2 separate regions of the Homo sapiens genome follow, and region 2 is linked to region 1. Evidence: chromatin loops called from intact Hi-C (ENCODE). Cell type or tissue: endothelial cell of umbilical vein. All regions are shown on one strand.

What was found. Hi-C counts contacts between places; a loop is a spot of excess contacts. Peaks named below come from ENCODE experiments on the same cell type or tissue, not always from the same donor. Only the 100,000 strongest peaks of a DNase experiment are listed, where the experiment ranks them.
Region 2: a loop joins it to region 1, with 2.5 times the contacts of the local background. A loop is called at or near these places in 3 of 110 quality-filtered maps.

Annotation. Positions count from the first base shown.
Region 1 is chr12:62,812,251-62,814,750 of GRCh38, reverse strand. The region is part of intron 2 of PPM1H (protein phosphatase, Mg2+/Mn2+ dependent 1H); the gene reads left to right. Among named protein-coding and RNA genes, the nearest start is that of PPM1H, 120 kb to the left of the region's middle. In endothelial cell of umbilical vein, a CTCF peak has its summit at 1,322 (motif pointing right); a DNase peak (open chromatin) is centred at 1,370.
Region 2 is chr12:62,865,421-62,867,920 of GRCh38, reverse strand. The region is part of intron 1 of PPM1H (protein phosphatase, Mg2+/Mn2+ dependent 1H); the gene reads left to right. All of the region lies in intron 2 of LOC105369795 (a long non-coding RNA gene), which reads right to left. Among named protein-coding and RNA genes, the nearest start is that of PPM1H, 68 kb to the left of the region's middle. RefSeq lists an enhancer at 1,322-2,151. In endothelial cell of umbilical vein, no CTCF peak of the experiment used is centred here; a DNase peak (open chromatin) is centred at 950; H3K27ac peaks cover 1,523 bases.

The sequences.
Region 1 (2,500 bases):
GATGAGATGTCACTCAAAGTGGGATTTCTACATTTGTGATAGGCCTTTCCTGCTGTTGATATGGCCCCTCCACCGGTTGTATAAATACCTGAATAGTTAGGGTGGCAAAGGGAAGAATAATATTAAATAAGCTAAGGACTTGTGAATGCTACCAGGAGGATACCACTTTTTCCCTTCAGACAACTATTTCTAAATTAACAGTCTCCAAATCGTAAGTTAAAAACAATTTTTTTGGCAGGGTGTGGTGGCTCATGCCTGTAATTTCACAGCATTGGGAGACCAAGGCAGGAGGGTCACTTGAGGCCAGGAGTTTGAGACCCAGCCTGGGCAACATAGCAAGACCCTCTCTACAAAAAATTTAAAAATTAGCCAGGTGTGGTGGCACATGCCTGTAGTCCTAGCTTCTTGGGGCGGCCAACGTGGGAGGATAGCTTGAGGCCAGGAGTTCCAGACTAGCTTGGGCAAAATAAGGAGAACTCATCTCTACAAAAATAAAAATAAAAAATAAAGCCTGGTGTGGTGGTGCACTCATGGTCCCATCTACTCAGGAGGCTGAGGTGGGAGGATGGCTTGAACCCAGGAGACTGAGGCTGCAGTGAACTATGATCATGCCACTGCACTCCAGCTTGGGTGACAGAGCAAGACCTTGTCTCTTAGAAAAAAAATGCACCCCCAATGTGTTTGTTCATTTATTGATCATTTATTGATATATAACCTACTACTGTGTATCCATAAAGTATATAATTATTTTAAAACTATAAAGATACATTTAAAATTTTTAAATGTTTTAATAATTTAAGGGCAATAAAGATGAAAAGGCAACGTTTTAAAATAACAACAGCTAACAGTGATACAGTGTTAATTGTATGCCAGGCATTGATTTAAGTGTTTTTCACACAGTAACTCATTTACTGTCTTGCTAAGAGCAAAGACTTCCTGCTATCATTAGCTAATATCTCAAGGCAAAATTCATCATTAACAATAGCGAGTATAATTCCATATTTCAACTCTCCCCTTGAGCGTTTCAGAGTATTTTGGCTAGATATGATGATGATGATTGTCAGATATGACTGGATTGTCATTCCTGGGAATATCAAGTGCCAGCTCTGACATGTTCTTATTTGCTCATGTTTTCTATCTGTAGTTTCTTTGCAGAAATTTTTTTAACCTGTTGTCTACTATGTGAGGAATAATTTTAATTTAAAATTTAGTAGTATAATCACCAGTTAGGGGCACAGGTCCCCTGCAATGGGTTGCCATATACCAAAACTAACAGGCATGGAAGAGCACCAGCATCCCATGCACGCGGAGGATTGACTTACGTACCACGCGAGGGCGCCAGTGTCATCCCGAATGAAAACTAGGAAAGCATTTCTAACGTGTCTCTTACACGCCGACCAATTCCCCCTCACATTCATGTGCTTCGTGTGGAGAGCACTCGTCTCAGGGGAAGAGGGATAAAGAGGTTTGCAAAACTCTAGAGCTCTGTGCAGTGAGTAAAGGAAGGCAAAACCGTCGTTTCCTTAAGCTGGAACAAATACCTCAAACCCCACTCCTTGGCTTTGTGTATTTCCTCTCCTACATCTGGGTATTTCTGTTGGTCTCCACAGGAAACGTCTGAGGTTATGTCTAGAACCTCTCCTTCTCAGTTGGCACTCCATAAAGAGGGGATGGGTACCTCACAACCACCCAGATGGCTAACGCTGGCTGTTTTAGTCTATGGATTCCCCGGAGTTCAGGTGCACGTTGATGTAGCTCCTGTTCGAGTAGGGCTAAAATTTAAGCTGGTCATTTTTGACATCTTTGGTTGGCCCTGGGATCAGTATACCTGAAGCTGAATGGACACCACCTGCTTGTTTCTGAAATGACTTCAGCTCCTTGTTTAATAGTTAGATTTCTGTTTGGAACAATCTTGTATTTGTTGAAAGGCCCAAGGAGTCTTTTCCAGTTAGAACTCATTAAGTTCTGGCATACTAGATTTTTTGAAAAATGGGAAAAAGAAAATAAAATTATTAAAAAGCAGTTTCCTTTTGCGAGAAGAGAATGTGATAGTGAGCCTACTGTAGAGAAAGTCTAAAAGAGAAACTGAATTTTCAAGCTCTCAATTTTTCACCTTCTGGAATCTTCCTTCATCAGGCTGCAGATGTATTCCTGAATAGAAGTAGGTAGGCATTTGTGTGTTATAAATTGCATATAAGACTGATTCTTTGTAAATGAAATAATTTAGAGTGCAACTGGAAAACTGCCTCAAAGTTATTGTTTTGTGAGTCAGAAGTGATTTCTGCCAAATTGAATTATATGGTAAGTCAGGAAGGGGCTTGATACTGTTTTTCTTCAAGTGGAGTACACATTTAACTCATGTTTATCTGGAGCAAAAATAAGGTTAAACATTTGTTAGAATGAATATGAGTAATTTTGAAGGTATTATGTCAAGAGCTAGGTTACTCTAATTATGAAGGGTCTGATTTGCATCCTGTGCTGGTGCCCCATCAACATTTTC
Region 2 (2,500 bases), 53 kb before region 1:
CTGTGATGCCCATGAAAAGGCAATGCATTTTGCTCCTAACACTGGTTTTTGGGCATCATAAGCAAATTCCAAAAGAACATTTGCTTTCTTTGCTGGATAAATGTACTCATAAGTCAAGACCATCCTGGCTAACACGGTGAAACCCCGTTTCTACTAAAAATACAGAAAAAAAAAAAATAGCCAGGTGTGGTGGCAGGCACCTGTAGTCCCAGCTATTTGGGAGGCTGAGGCAGGAGAATGGCGTGAATCCGGGAGGCGGAGCTTGCAGTGAGCCGAGATCGCGCCACTGCACTCCAGCCTGGGTGACAGAGTGAGACTCTGTCTCAAAAAAAAAAAAAAAAAAAAAAAAAAAAAAATAGTGCTCATAAGATGTATTTCAGGAGAGGAAGCTACTTTAAAGTCATTGTATCAGCTATGATGAGATCCTAGCGTGTTTTGTTTCCCTGCGGTTATATTTAGCACTAATATGGGTCTATGGGAGGAGGCAGGAAGGTGAATTCAGAAGGAAAGTAGGTAAGAGGGCAAAACAATCAAAGGGGAAAGTTTAAAGATACAAAGTTTGAAGGACCATTGCTCTGGTGTAAAATAGAATTTTCAGCACTTCTAATGTGCAGTAAGTGACTGATAAAGTAAATGACTGATTATCTGAAGTGAGGACCATGGAGATAAAGGCATTGAAGCTATGACTTAGCATTAGATTAGCACAGACAGATGAAAGTGTCAGCCAAATTTAATGCTCCAAATCCAGATCCTGTATTAATAATAAACTCTTCATAATCAGGAGACAGGTTACAAATTACCATGCACTGTCTTAAGTTCTGTAAGCATTCGAGGATCAACTCAGCTTTTTGGTACATTTTTCTGGGTTGTGAATGAGCCACAGGAAAGGCTGGAACTGGAGGTATTTCTTGAATAAACATTTGTGGAATGCCTGCTGTATGTGAAACCTTGAGGCAGGAGGGGGAAAGCATGGGGTGTGGGGTGGAAGGGAGCAGGGTAGAGAAATACTGATTAAGACTGGCCTTGAAGGAGCTCATCCCTAGGGATGAGCGTCATGGACTCAATTCTAAGTGACAGAATGGAGAAAGGGGAACAGTGCTGTACTAGTTATCTATTGCTGTACAGGTTATCCCAGTCTCAGTGGCCTAAAACAAGTATTTATTATGTCACACTGTTTCTGTGGGTCAGGAATCTGGGAGCGGCTTATCTGGGTATTTCTGGCTCAGCCTCTCATGAGGTTCCCATCCTGATATTAGCTGGAGTCATAGGCATCTGAAGATTTGACTGGTGCTGGAGGATCCTATCTGAAATGGCTCACTCCTGTGGTTGGCCAGTTAGTGCTAGTTTTTGGTAGGAAACCTCAGTTCTTTGCCGTGTGCCCTCATGACATAGTAGCTGACTTCCTCGTGGTGAATGATCCAAAAGAGCAAAGAGGAAGCCTTGATGTCTTTTACCACCTGTTTACACACTCTTCCTGCCACCATATTTTATAAACTAGATGCAAGTCATTAAGTCTTGCCCACACTTAGGAGGGAGGGAATTAGGCTTCACTTTTTGAAGGGATGGATGTCAAGGAATTTGTGAACAGGCTTTAAAACCACCAGAGGGGATAAGTGTAGATGTCAGGAAGTACCAAAGTCAGTGCTCCAAACCCTAGTCCTGGAGGAACTGGACAGGCTCTTTACCTCCCAGTGGGATAGCAAGACATCAAAAGGACAGGGTCGGGGAGCCCTGCTGAGATCAAGGGACACAGGAAGAAGAGAGTAAAAAAACAGCTTGACACAAGTCTCTTGGCTTTCCCTCTTCGCAGTTTCTTACTCCAATGACACCCCTCCCACATCTGACATAACTAGACTGCTTGGAAGAGAATGCTTGGAGTTCACCACAGACGTTGGCTTGTATAAATGCATGCTGAGAAAAAGCTCTTTTGCTGAGCTGGAAGTTTAGGGAATTTATAAACTGAGCTGGGACCCAATAGTCGCTGTGGCTACTTATGCATTAAGTGGTTACTACTGGTCAAGAACAATTTGGGTGTTTAACTGGGTCTTATAGGGAGTCTGAAAAATATACTTTTTAATATTCTCTTTACCTAGAAAGAGAAACCTGTTAGAAGTGAGCCCTTTAGGCCAGGCATGGTGGCTCAGGCCTGTAATCCCAGCACTGTGGGAGGCCAAGGCAGGTGGATCATTTGATCCCAGGGTTCGAGACCAGCCTGGGCAACATGGCAAAACCCCATCTCTACTAGAAATAAAAAAAATTAGCAGGACGTGGTGGCACATGCCTGTAGTCCCAGCTACTCAGGAGGCTGAGACATGAGAATAGCTTGAGCCCGGGAGACGGAGGTTAAGTGAGACCTTTAATAATCTAGAAGAGATTTTAAAAAAATGACAAAGGGCCAGAAAAAATGATCCAGAGAGAATACAGTTGGAATTCAAGTGAGGGTGAAGTTCCTAGTGGGAAGGTTTGAGAGCAGGGAGGTCAAAACTAGGAGCTGAACCCT